3 separate regions of the Homo sapiens genome follow, and regions 1 and 2 are each linked to region 3. The links are chromatin contacts, found by Hi-C or POLR2A ChIA-PET in ENCODE. All regions are on one chromosome and are shown on one strand. Each heading gives the region's core, a stretch centred on a gene start or an enhancer-like site at or near the end of the contact. The rest is flanking DNA. Distances are from core to core; before and after follow the strand shown.

Evidence for each region. Hi-C counts contacts between places; a loop is a spot of excess contacts on that map. ChIA-PET counts read pairs that join two places held with the same protein, here RNA polymerase II (POLR2A). Pooled maps may share reads with other maps.
Region 1: a loop to region 3 is called in a map of ovary, with 2.5 times the contacts of the local background. The contact joins the promoter of LINC02126 here to the promoter of CDH11 in region 3. A Hi-C loop is called at or near these places in 5 of 168 maps with a recorded cell type or tissue (heart left ventricle, heart right ventricle and ovary) and 5 of 50 pooled maps. POLR2A ChIA-PET finds 5 or more read pairs at or near these places in 2 of 52 experiments (AG04450 and activated CD8-positive, alpha-beta T cell).
Region 2: a map of dorsolateral prefrontal cortex shows a loop between it and region 3 (10-fold over the local background). The contact joins the enhancer-like site here to the promoter of CDH11 in region 3. A Hi-C loop is called at or near these places in 18 of 168 maps with a recorded cell type or tissue (Caco-2, PC-3, aorta and 11 more) and 12 of 50 pooled maps. POLR2A ChIA-PET finds 5 or more read pairs at or near these places in 4 of 52 experiments (A673, GM12878, WTC11 and 1 more).

The regions. Positions count from the first base shown.
Region 1 is chr16:65,174,420-65,178,761 of GRCh38, forward strand. It overlaps LINC02126 (long intergenic non-protein coding RNA 2126), which reads right to left and starts at 2,154. Exons shown (of 4, transcript NR_110918.1): 1 at 2,036-2,154; 2 at 1,649-1,781; 3 at 747-900.
Region 2 is chr16:65,069,727-65,073,999 of GRCh38, forward strand. The region is part of intron 1 of CDH11 (cadherin 11); the gene reads right to left. Among named protein-coding and RNA genes, the nearest start is that of CDH11, 50 kb to the right of the region's middle. RefSeq lists an enhancer at 1,944-2,862. Within about 2 kb of position 1,750, at least 17 of the 41 ENCODE cell types and tissues checked have a DNase peak (open chromatin) inside an H3K27ac peak, as active enhancers do; they include PC-3, ascending aorta, dorsolateral prefrontal cortex and 3 more, where a contact is called at or near this core.
Region 3 is chr16:65,120,153-65,124,622 of GRCh38, forward strand. CDH11 (cadherin 11) reads right to left here and starts at 1,911. Exons shown (of 13, transcript NM_001797.4): 1 at 1,728-1,911.

The sequences.
Region 1 (4,342 bases), core at 904-3,403, 55 kb after region 3:
TTGTTTGTTTGCTCGTTTTTTGAGACGGGGTTTCACCATATTGGTCAGGCTGGTCTCGAACTCCTGACCTCAGGTGATCCACCCGCCTCGGGCTCCCAAAGTGCTGGGATTACAGGTGTGAGCCACCGCACCTGGCCCATTTGGACCATTTTTAGGCAAGGCTACCCTTTTGTGCTTTTGTCAAAAATCAGTTGGGTGTATTTGTATAGGTTTATATCTGGGTTCCCCATTCTGTGCTACTGGCCTGTGCCCTTCTCTCTGCCAATACCAGTCTGCCTTGATTATTATTGCCATAGAATAGCCTTAACACCAGACAGGATGACTCCTTTACCCTTTTTTTTTTCACAGTTGCTTTATCTGTTCTATGTCTTTTGCCTTTCCATATGGATTTTAGAATAAGCTTGTCTATGTCTACAAAAAACCTTGCTGAGATTTTAATAGGAATTGTATTAAACCTACAGATTAATTTGGGGGAGAATCAACTTTGTATTCTGTTGATTCTTCAAGGAAATGTTTTAAAATATTTTGTTTTATGAAGAGACTTCAGCAGTTTTAGAAAGTGAGGGATTCAAAGGGGGTATGTGTAATTGAAGTGCGTCACTGAGGAAACTGACAGGGGAGGCTTGAGGGTTCAGGTGGAGGGGCTCAGCTGCAAACTCCAAACACTCAGACCAACATAAACTGAAAGGAAGAGAATCCCAGGGAACTCACTGACCAACAATGAGAAGAAAGAAGCTATACTTGACCTTGAAGCCGGACTTCCAGATTCAAAGGGAAATGTAGACTGTATCTAGAAAACCACATCTAGTTCTCATCTCCAGCGTGGTGAGAAGCGAGAATGAAAATGTCTCTGAGAACCCATGTGAACAGGGCTCTGCAATAAATGAACTGCAGTTTAGACTGCAAGAGAGAGAGAAAAAAAATGAATTAGGAAAGCCTGCTGCTTGCTGCTCCAAGAATAAAAGCTGTAGGTGTGGCCTCAGGGGTCCCAGTCTCGCTTCCCTTCCAGTATTCTGCCTGAATCCATCTCTAATGCAAGAGATCACAACTCTCCATCTTTGGGTTTTGCCCAAAGGAACCTGCTGCCTGCCTTTACCACCTGAGTTCATGTCCTCTAACGCTGTGTGATCACCTGTCCAGAATGACTCTCCTCACTCTTGTACCCATTCTTCCTCACTAACAGCTCCCACCTATACTAACCCTGGCCCTGCATTACACGAGCTGCTTAGCTCACCTGCTGATAACTGGCTAAGAGCATAGTATACCTTCATCCGTCAGAGAAATGACAAGAGTTCTGCAGAGAAATGCCTGAAATAGGACTGGTGAGATACTGATCCACATATGGACGTACATGTAGGCTTTCTGGTGGAAACTCACACTCTTTTTTTGTTTGTTTTTTTATTTATACCCACTGCTCCATTTGCATCAAAGTCATAAACCTCCACCTGCTACCACCCACCCCCCCAACACAACGCTTCCTAATTTACAGATTGCAATCTCCTGGTAGCTTTCTCATTTTTTCTTGGTAGGTTTAAAAGCTTGATGCCACCAACTGTTTCTCCCCCATCTGCTTTTCTGTGTTCCTTCGGAGAAGTAAAGCACAGCCTCTTGTTGCACCTAAGCCCCTCCACATATCAAGAAAGCTTACTGTGAGAAGCCTTCGACGAACAGCCTCAGGAATGTAAGGTTTGAAGTGATGCACTCTGGAATGGAAATGCCAGTCGCACCACTCCACACCTTTGCCACCTTTGTCACTTTTCTCTGATGTGCCATCTCTTCATCTGTAAAATGCAAACAAGAATTCTTACCTCATAGTAGTGTTGATGGGATTCTGTGAGATGATGTGCTGGAAATATTCTGAACATGGATAGTGATGATGGTTGCACATTGTGGTCTGGAAACCACCAAATTGTACTCTTCAAAATAATTAAAATGGTGAATTTTATGTTATGTGAAGTTTGTCTCAAAAAAAAAAAAGATTAAAAAAAGTATTTAACACAGAACCCCATAGCCAGAATTCAGCAAATCTCATTACCTCCTCATCAGATGAAAAGTTGCAGCTCCTGACAGAAAGCCTGGGGCCTTTTGCTTTAGACCAAGTGAAAATTTTAGGAGGTAAGTCCTAAAATCCGAGAGCATTCGCTGGGAAATACACAGGGGTAGAGCTGGAAGGACTTTCCATGTCTGCTGATCATCCCAACAGCCTGCTCCCCTCAGCCACAAGGTTCAAGAGGCACCCTTGGCCTGGACTTTCCTGGCTCTCTCGTCCCTCTTAGCCCTGGCCTTGTCCCCAGGGCTCTTCCCTCTGAGAAATGATTGAAGAGTTGGCTTTCAGACGTTGGTCTCCAAACAGCTCCAGAAGCAGCTGGAAGATTTCATGTGGATGATGATTGTTCACACTTTGACCCATTTAAAAAAAAATAAAACTAAAGCGTGGGAGAGGATGGGTCAGTGAAAATAAACGTCTTCTCTGGAAGACATCCCACAGCTGTGTGCTGAGGCAGCACAGTGTGGAGGTATTGGAGCTTCCAATATGCATAGTTGTGGTTAGGAAGAAGAGAAGACGCCGATTCATAGGTCCCCACAGCTTCATGGTGGCTCCAAACCAGGAATTAGAGGTACCTTTCCTTAACACTCGGATTTGTCAGATGCTGAATGCCCTCAGCATTTCAGAGTCGATTGAATTCCTTTCAAAGGTGGGATGACACCAAGAGCAAGTTTGTGGTTACTCCATGGAAGCCTGAGTTGGATAATGTGTTGGGGTTCTGGGTCAGGAAAGTGCACATCAGAATCATGGTTCCACCAGCCTGGGCAACATATTGAGACCCCCATCTCTACACAAAATAAAAATCTTAGCCAAGTGTGCTGGTACATGCCTGTAGTCCTAGCTTCTCAGGAGGCTGAGGAGGGGGCTGACTTGAGATCAGCTGTTAGAGGTTGCAGTGAGATGTGATCATGCCACTCCACTCCAGCCTGAGTGACAGAGCAAGATCCTGTCTCAAAAAAAAAAAAAAAAAAAAAAAAAAAATCATGGTTCCACCACTTACTGATGACCTTCATCAAATCACATGACCTCTCAGGTCCTTAATGTCATAATCTCTGAAATGGTTTGCCTTGCTGTTTCCTTGGGAAGACAAGAAGTCTTGTCTTAATGCGATGAGCTTATAGTGTCTTTCCCATATAAGACCCTATATTCATGGTAATAATAGCACCAGCAGCAATGCCAATCATGTTGATATAGTTAAATCCCCTGATGTTTCATCATCTTTTACCACTTTGTATCACAGAAATGGTCCAAGCAAGGCAGACTTATTTCCAGGTGATGTTTATAGGCATTGTTAACCAAGACAGAGGGAGGGACACCCGGTATCTGGCAGCAAACCAGATTAAAACTACCTGCCATTTAAAGTTTGCAAATAAACTTCTGGGGAATAATAACAGCTATAATAATAATTATGTTGTTGTCAGTAGGATGGTACTCCAAGATACTTGTCATGCTGCCCAGAGCTTTTGTTTTCAAAGAGAGATTATCAGAATAATTGCCAATAGTTATTACAATTTACTTAAAAATTAGCCAGCTCCAGCCTCAGTGATTTCATCAACAGCTCCCTAGAATATATTTCTGTGCTTCACCTTGAAAAGACAGGTGTGATCCAAAGATTAAAACCATAGGATAAAATCACCTTCAGTCTTACCCATCCTAACTTGGGAACAATTGTTCAGGCTCAGCATTATCATGGAAATAAAAATCCCCGTACCACAAAAGAAAGGGTAAGTTGAGCTTTGATACACAGGCAGCCTTAGGAAAGACTCTAAATCTTAGAAGACATAAAAATCAAACAGAACTGAGGTGAGTTCGGTACAAGAACTGCTCAACTGAGAAGGTCAAGAAGGCAGGAAATGATGAGGAATCATGACTGGGAGCCAGTGACCCAAAATGAGATCAGCAGGAATGTGGCTGTGAAAATACAGTCCTGCAGGGATGAGTTCTTTTGAAAGGTCTTTACGCCTGACATTGGGGCTCTCAGTGTAACACTAGCAACCTGATATTGGACCCAGATCATAAATAGAAATGTCCCCTTGCATGTCTCTACTCCCTAATTAGTGCTTAATGGAATCGATTAGGTAATGAGTGCAGGTCATCAGGGAATCAAGGACCATGTTCCCTGACAGGGACACAGAAATATGCCTTATAACACTTGCTACTTCCTTCCAAGATAAACAGAGTTAACAATTTGATGTATGTTCCTCAAGACCTACTGTATTAATCTGTTTTCATGCTGTTAATAAAGACATACCCAAGACTGGACAATTTATAAAGGAAAGAGGTTTAATGGGCTCA
Region 2 (4,273 bases), core at 500-2,999, 51 kb before region 3:
TCTTGGGTTAACAGAACCCAGGAAGAAAGGTAAGCAACTACCAATCCCATAGCACAAACCTTAGAAGGTTCTCCCTGGAAGCCCCTTTCATTTCACCCAGTTTATTCCTCCAACACACATCAGTTGACCACCAATTGCACCATAGGACTGTGCTGGGGACCAGGGACACGGTGATGAACAAGATTAGAACCTTGCCCCTCATGAGCTTGCATTGTATCTAATTTTGGCTGCTCTGACCTCAAACCTGGATAGAATTTCCCAGGAGAACTCTTGAGATTTGCCATCTGACTCAGAATAAATTAGCCAATAACCCCATCAGCCTGTAGATCAGAGCTGCTGAGTATAAGTCCAGACCCTGCCACTGTACGATTGTGGCAAATCCCTTTGCACTCAGAGCCTCACTTTCCCCATCTGAACAATCAAGAGGTAAGTAAGTTTAATATCTTAGAAAGCTAGAAGCTCCGTTATTTTATGGGGCAACAAATTCATTTGTCCCCAGGATATTCAGACACCTCACACTAAACCAAAAGCCACGGAACATGGAGAGAACATAGGACACTCCTCATGTCCACAAAAGCAAACACCTATCCAGTAGGAGAGTGAAGGAAGGAATGCAGGGAGCTGGTGACTATAATCTCCATGGGGCAAGTTTTGGAGTCTGACAATCCAGGGTTCAAATCCTGCCTCTACCCTGTAATTGAACGTGTGACTTTGAGTGAATGGCTCGACTCAACTGTACAAGTTTCAGTCTCCACATCTGCAAAGTGGTATCTCTAATGACAAACTCACAGCATTGCCCTGAAGATTAAAGAAGGGGTATACATAAGGCACTTGGCACCACCCCACACATGCCATGGGTGAGCAATAAATTTTACCCAAATTAATGTGAATTAACAGAAATATTATTATGCATTGGAAACCCCTGCTAAGACTGAATCTTGTTCACTTTCCTAGTGCCAGCACCTGGTATAGGTCAGTCACACAGAAGGTGCTCAGTAAATAAATAAATGTTAACTCTGATTAACTCATACTGATTAGAAACTCTGATTGGAAAATAGGTACAAATGAATAACTAAAAATAGGAAAAGGAATTGCTTGTTACTTTATAAACACAATTTGTTCAGGGAGAGTATTTTTCAAAATGCAAGGCAAAATGGTGATGACAAGGTCACAGACTCTGGGAGACGCTGAAAAAAACCAACCTCCCACATGGCTTGTGAGATCAGCAGAGGCAAGAGCCAAATGCATGAGTCATGCCCAGCAATTCTGAGGCAGGGACCAATCAGAGGTATGTGCTGTCCTCGTCACTGTCCGACTGAACTCTTCATTCATTGAACAAACAGTTCAAAAGGTCCTTTGAGGAACTCCCTGGTGCCCTTTGGCAGAAGAGTGGCCACAGAGCTGACACCTCGAGCAGAAAATGTGAGAACCTATGCTCAAGAGAAAGTGGTCCCAGTGGAAAATGAAAGGAGGTCAAGGCAGGGAAACCAGCAAGCCCGTTAACGATTCCATACAATGCCACAGAAGTGTTTTCCAAAAGCAGAGTCCCCACATAGCAACGGAAAATGCCAGCTTAATTTAGGCAGCTGCACAACACACACGCACACACACAAACGCGTGCATACACACATGCATGTATAAATATATGCACATACACCCCCATGCGCAAACTCCAAAAAGGGAGAAACGACTCTAAAATAGCAGAGTCCACTTTGAATCACAGTGAACAAACGGTTATGATCCATTTATGGTGATGAGTAAGGGGTTACGTAGTGGCTCTCTGTAACTAGGTCAGGCACCAATTGGTAGTCAGCTCCACAGACCCAGGAAGATTTAATGAGGAGGGGACCAGACAAAGACAGAAGATGGAAATAGTGCCCCAAGCGCGTGTCCCCAGACACCACAATCTGGCGATGGGATCCAGTCCATGCTATTTCTCTCAAAGATAGACCGGAACAAACTTTTGGAAACTCCTGACATGCGGATCAACAGTCCAGGCCAAGCCGTTGAGCCATGGCTCTGGCAGCAGCAACCAGGCTGGAATAAAAACAAACTCTGAATCAAAGGAAGATCGTGACCCGAGCCGAAAGTACAGAAAGAGCAAAGGCATACAGAGGCGGCAGCTGTTACAGCAGGGACAAGACATAAATAAAACGGCACTGCCAGCCTCAAGCTTGTGTCCACAAAAGCCAATCCCCTTTGCTGGGATCTATGCGCCACCGTTCCCGTCCCTCGTCCCTGCTGGGTAGTAGTAACTGGCACCTGCATTCAGGCTGGCAGATGGAGAGGCCAGGCTTATTGATTCCAGTGCCTACTCACTCCACCATCACGAAGGTCATGGTGCAGCAGCTAGCCGCCGAGGGACTTCCTTGACAGGCAGATTCCAGCCTTGGCAATGCCAGGAGGCACCTTCTCTCTTCAATCTCGGGACACCTCATGTGGGGAGACCAAGGGCCACAGGACCGTGAGAGGGCTCAGCCCAGCTTTGTTCTGGACAGACGGAGAGGCGGCTCCTGATCCCTGGCACTGCCAGCAGCCCTGTGAATGAGCCACTGTGGTAAGACACACACCCACTGCTAATGAGACCCACACAGACACAAGCAAGAAAGACAAGTGCAGTGGTTGCTACAAAACAGGCAGAGAAGAAGCCAAGTCCGGCAGAGGCAGGATCACATTGTGCCCACCAGGCTCATGGTACCCCCAGCCCACGGCAGGGTCCCAATCCAAAAGGGAGGACCTCGAACTATTTGTCTTCCCTTGAACTAACAGCATCTTCTTGTCCAATTTTTTTTTTAAATTGGCAGCCAAAATTTTATGGATATTTTTAAAAAGTAAATGACATCATCTATCTATTACTCTTATTGTTTTAGGGAGCATTTTTAACTTAAAAACCTAAAGGGGTAGATTTTTCAGAATGGAAACACACTTGGCAGTGAAATACTTGTATATTGAAGAAAAGGATGCATGAAATTGCTTTAGAACTTTAAAAACAATTTAAATTTATTTTACACTATTGTATTGTATATTGTAAAGTAGTAAAGAGTGGGCTCTGGGCAAGTTGCCTGATCCAACTTGTTCTAGTCACTAGCTGGATAGCCTTAAACCAGCTACTCAACCTCTGCATACCTCCATCACCTCACTGCTAAAATGGAGATTAGGGTGTGCCTCCCATGTGGGGTTTCCTATAAAAATTAAATAAGTTAATTCATGCAATGCACTCAGCACAGAGCAAGCTCTTAATAAAGGCTACCTACCTTGATCATTATCATCATCATTAGTGTGATCTATGTTGGCCATTTGAACTGACCTTGCAGAATAAATGCTTAGGTTACAATGCTACATTTTTTTGTGTCTAACCACAGTTATTGAAAATCCAATAATATATAAGTATGTGGACCAAAATGGAAACAACTCAATGTAATTTCACTTGCTGAAAATTCAGAATATTTAGAGAAAACAAGAAACCTAGACCCCATAAGCTTCCCCTGCCCTCTCCCCCAAAAATCCAGAAGGGAGAAGACTGCAATTGTCCAGTTCCATTTTTATTTAATTAATTAATTAGTTTATTTTTTTACTTGAGACAGAGTCTCCCTCTTTCACCCAGGCTGGAGTAAAATGGCATGATCTTGGTTCACTACAACCTTTGCCTCTGCATGTGATTCTCATGCCTCAGCCTCCCGAGTAGCTGGGATTACAGGTATGAGCCAACACATCCAGCTAACTTTTTATAATTTTAGTAGAGATGGGGTTTCACCATGTTGGCCAGGCTGGTTTCAAACTCCTGGCCTCAAGTGATCCACCTGCCTTGGCCTCTCGAAGTGCTGGGATGTTATAGGCGTGAGCCACCACACTTGGCCTTCCTTTTTAATATATTGCTTTTGTTGATTACTGCTTTTTTGGGTACCCTCTTAAATTTTGGACCCTGGGCCAGTGACTCACTCATCCCAAACTAGACCTAGCTCTGGGTGGGAGGTAAGTCCTCCTCTTTCTTCAGAGTGTGCTTCTGTCACTGTAATGTACAAGTCACTTGGGGACCTTATTAAAATGCAGACTCTGCTCCAGCAGGTCTGGGAAAAGGGATGAGGTCCAGGTCCTGCCTAACAAGTGCCCAGGTGATGGTGAGGCCACCACTGGTCCACAGACAGCATCAGGAGAAGCAAGGCCTTGCAGAAAGTAGATGCTTGGAGAATGGAGAGGGGAAGCAAACACCTGAGTTTCATTTGGTTGTCTTTTTGATGTCATGGTTGTTTTCAGATAACTTGGAAACTCTTTC
Region 3 (4,470 bases), core at 661-3,160:
TACGTATTTGTAGGAAAAACAATTCCAGGATTAACGAAAAGAAGGTCAGTCCCTTCTCTTCTCTGCCAACATATTAGGCTCTAGCGCTCAGAGCCCAGCCTGGCAAATGTGCTCATGCGATGCTACAGGATCCTCGCTCCTGAGAACACATCTGCATCCCCATCCCCAGGAAATCCAGACACCCCGCAAAACCATCGACGTCTGCTGCAAGCCCAAGTGATGAGGAAATTGATCCGTCCTCTAGCCAGATTAATTATGGTAGCCTCCCTGTGATTAAAACGAAAACTTACTGCCTCATATTAAACCGATAGCCATGATTAGAAGAAGAAAATAAGAAAAGATTTCAGAGCGATCGTAGCACGATTTCTTTAGGGGGAGACGAAGGGGGAAGACTTTAGTGAAATCTATACCCTCATACAGCCGGGTTTCAAGAACAACCCCCCACTCCCATCCCTTAGGGATAACCCGTCGTCAGGCAGGGATGGTATTAAATAATTAAAAGATGCGATTTCTTAATAGCAGTGTGATGGCCCATGAAATTCCTACTGCATTATCAGCAAAAGCAACAGGGCTTCTTCTAGCACCTAGAAAACCTTTCACCCGGGAGAGGCAGGCGCGGCGAGCCCCGGGCGAAAGCAGGGCCTCGGCAAAAAAACGGACAAGGAAGCCGGACCCGCAAGCCTCCCCCGACCCCACTTTCTCTGGGGACTCCGCTTCACAGCGTGAGGCGGGCCCTCCTACAGTTCCTCTGGGTTGGGGAGGGGGGAGAAGGGAGCTCTCCTCGCCGTCCTCCCCATCTGGCCAGCTTCTCAGTGCTTCCCACCTCCCGGCTCGCGTTCCGGGGCAGAGCGCAGGGAGGGAGGCCGTGCGTGCCGGGAGCTAGAGAGGCTTGGCGCGCTCCGAGAAGCGGCGCAGGTTTCGGGAAGGTGTGGTTCTCAAAGTTAACGTTGACCCTGGCAGCTTTCGCCAATCCCAAGCCAGAGGCGAGCCCGAGTCTGGGCCGCTCATGGACCTACTCCTGCGCTGGTGGGAGCTTACAAACGGGCGCCAGAGCTCCCGCAGAGACTCGGGCTGGAGGGCTGTAGCGCACCGCAGCCTGCTGCCCCAGAACCACAGTCGGCGGCCCCAAACCCACGCTATTAAAGTGCGGGCAATCTCCTTCCGGAGCTGGGGTCTTTCCGTTTTCCCGGGCTTACCCGGCAGTCTCGACTGCAGGGACTAAGCCCCGGGGAGCTTTCGGCAGGGATCCGGGAGGATGGAGTAAGAACCCCGCAGAGCGCGGTCATGTCGCCGCTTTGGGGAAGCGGCGCAGGGCTGGCGGGCACCGCGCCGTGGGCGACTTTCCCCAGAGATATGACCGGGGACAGTCGGCGTGTCCGGAGGTCTGCTCTGCAGTCTCTTGCCCCAGCCAGGTACAAACCCCCTCTGCTGTGGCCTCGGCGCAGACCCCACAGGAGGCCGGAGCCAGGGAGAGTCGTGGAGCGCACATCTGAAGCCTCCGTCCCCTGCTTTGCCCGCGCCCACAGCTGGCTCCCTTCTCCCTTTCTGATTTTTAAACAAATCTCTCCCTCCCTTTTGCTTTGCGTTAGTGAAGCCTTCTCGACTCAGATACCACCGTCCCCCTCACCACCCCGCCCCGCCAAGACATTCTCTTCCTGAGAAAATCCTGCCCCCCATTCCAAGAAGCCCCAACCAGGCGAGAGGAAGGGACTGGCGGCGCACCTCACCTGGGGCCCTTGAGGGTGGACGCAACCTCCGAGCCGCCAGTCCCTGGCGCAGGGCAAGCGCTGCGGTGTCAGTCCCGGCCCCAGTCCCGGTCCCATTCACAAGTCAGCGGCGGCTGCGAGCGGCCCCCGCGGCATCTGCTCCTCGGCCCGCGACGCTCCCCTCAGCTGGCGGCGGCCGCGGAATGAGCCGCCGAGCGCGCTAGTGGCAGGAATGAGAAACCGGGGGGAGGTGGCGGGCGGGCAGGCGGGTGCGGGGCGGGGGGGGCGGGAGGAGGGAGGCTGCCGCTGTGAGGGAAGGAAAGGGCGGGGGCTGAGAGAAGCCGAGGCTGCGAGAGGCAGCGAGATGGGCCTCGCAGAGGCTGCGGGGGCCGACCCCGTCCGCGCCCCTCCCCCCAGGGGCCCAGAGATGCTAACCCCTGGATTCGTGGCCGCCCCTCCCGCCCCGTGGCGCGGCGCTCCGACTCCCTCAGGGCTCAGATGGAGTCTGGAGCGACTGAAGTTGGGCTCCAGGGACGCACAGCCAATCAGGGAGGGCGGCGGAGGGAAGCTGGAGAGGGGTTGGGAGCCCCCATTTTCCTCCTTCCCCCAAATCCGCTCCAGCTGGCCAGGCTGGGCTCTCGCCTGGCGGGCCGGGATGGTGGTTGGGGGAAGGTATCGTCCAAGTGAGGGAAGCAATTGGGAATTCGGGAGCGCGTTCTATTCTTTCTCACTCCACCACCCCACCTTCCAAAAATCCCTCAACGTTGGCGGCTCCTGCCCAGCCCCCACCCCTCTCAATCTCCCATCCCTTGCAAACTCTTCTGGTGGCTCTGGTGGTGAAGTCGGGCGGGGAGGGAGACTTAGGACTTGGGAAGAGCCCAGTCTCCGTTCTCTCTCAGCTCTCCTCTCGTCTAGTGCCCCCCACGCAACGCCTCGGAGAGGGGTGCGCGGGGAGCGCTTCGCCGGGGTCGGCCTCGCTCCAGCTTTTGGGAGGGTGCCTTGGCCCCTACCCCAGCCAGGTATCAGTGGCCCCCGCCGGTAGTGTCACTTGTTGCCACTCCCTCGCTACAGACCCGCCAGGGCCCGGTGGAGTGTGCGTTTCTACGGGAGAAAGGGCCTAATGGGGCGCAGCGCCGGAGTCCTAGCTCCTTCCTCCGCTGTTCCCCTCACTGACGACTCGCTACCGTGAGGGTTCCCCGGGCCTGCTTCCTGCCCTCCCTCCCCGAGTCGCCGGGAGAAAGGGCTGGCAGGGCCGGGGCTTAGGAATCACGCCAAGGACTGGGCGGGGCGCTCGCGGTACCGGGAACGGCGTGGGGATCCGCACACCCAGCAGGGAACAACCATGCCTGTGTGGGGACCCCTGGCTTGAACAAGTTTGCAGGGTGGGAGGTGGAGGCAAGAGAGGAGGCGGAGGAAGGTGGAGACGCCAGTGGGTGAAGGCTAAAAAGGAACCGCCTAGGGGGACGGGGATGAGGCTGGGAAAGGAGAAGAGATGGACCCGCGAAAAAGACGGGGAAGGAGGCTGCGGAGGGAAAGCTGGGCGCCACAGCCAAGCAGTTTGAAAGGGCTAGAGGGGAGGAGACGGGCCCAGGAGTTAACGGAAAAAGAGGCCGAAAACGGAAGAGAAAGCTTGGGATCCTGAGCGCATGGGGAAGGAACCCCAGTGCGGGGCTAAGGCAAGAGCGGCCGAGCCCTGCCCTCCAGCTCCTGGTCACCAGCCCGCGGGTCCCGAGCGCCCGCAGCCGCCCGGGTTTCCACACGGCTTGGGGAGACGCCCGCGGGGGCGGGTGCCGGCGAGGCTGCCCCGGGACCTACCCTCTTCGGCCTGCGCGCCCGCGTTTTTCTTGACGACTCCAGGATCCGGGTGGCGCTGCGTGCCTGCCCCCAGTCCGCGTCCTGCGCGGAGAGGATGCCTCTGTCACCCTCTGTGTGGACGTGGCCTTTGAACTCCTCATTCCTCCACTGCGGGGGAAGAGCTGTAAGTTTCCAGCTGCCCGGTTATCTTACTCCTCAGCCTTCCCCCCACCATAGGTGTCCAAGGTGATAGCCCCCTGGGTCTCCAGTAACCCCCCAACCTCGCACCACACTCTGCGCAAGGGACGCGCGAGGACATTGACTCCCGGTGCTTTCCTGTAGAGCGCCAGAGAGCAGATCGTGGTGCCTGCCACTCCTGCCTCCCCCTGTGGGTCCCTGGCCCTGAACCTTTTCAGAGCTCTACCCTGCTTCCTCTGTCTGCCTTTTTGGCCTCTGCTGTAACCCCTAAAACTTTGGGTACTTCCCAAGCCACCGCCGAAAGTCCCCACTCTAATGAGGCATGGTGATGGTAATAGGATGATCTGGTGGCGTCATTTCAGCTTATAAATGAAGTTACTTACACAGGAGAGGATGGACAAGGGGTCCGGCTTTCCCTCAGAGGTACTCGAGTTTTGCTCTTGTTTGGCTACAAACTATTGCCTGGATTTTCTCAACCCTTCCACGTGGTCCTAGAGGGAGTGTGAAGTCACGATCAATCTGATCATACATATATTATACAAAGATGCCCGGGATCTGTAATGATTAGGACATCTCTTGATCCATGAAGCAAGTTTCATAAACTCCCTTTTGGAAGCGTGTCCAAAGATGAACCTGGCCACATGTCAGCTGACATTAGCTGGACTTTGACCTCTCCTCTCTGTTCAGCATTTATCGAATCACAACAGTTGTTTTTATAGACCATCCCTTTAGTAATGGGTGCATCAGCCGATTTTAAAAAGTAAGTTAAAAA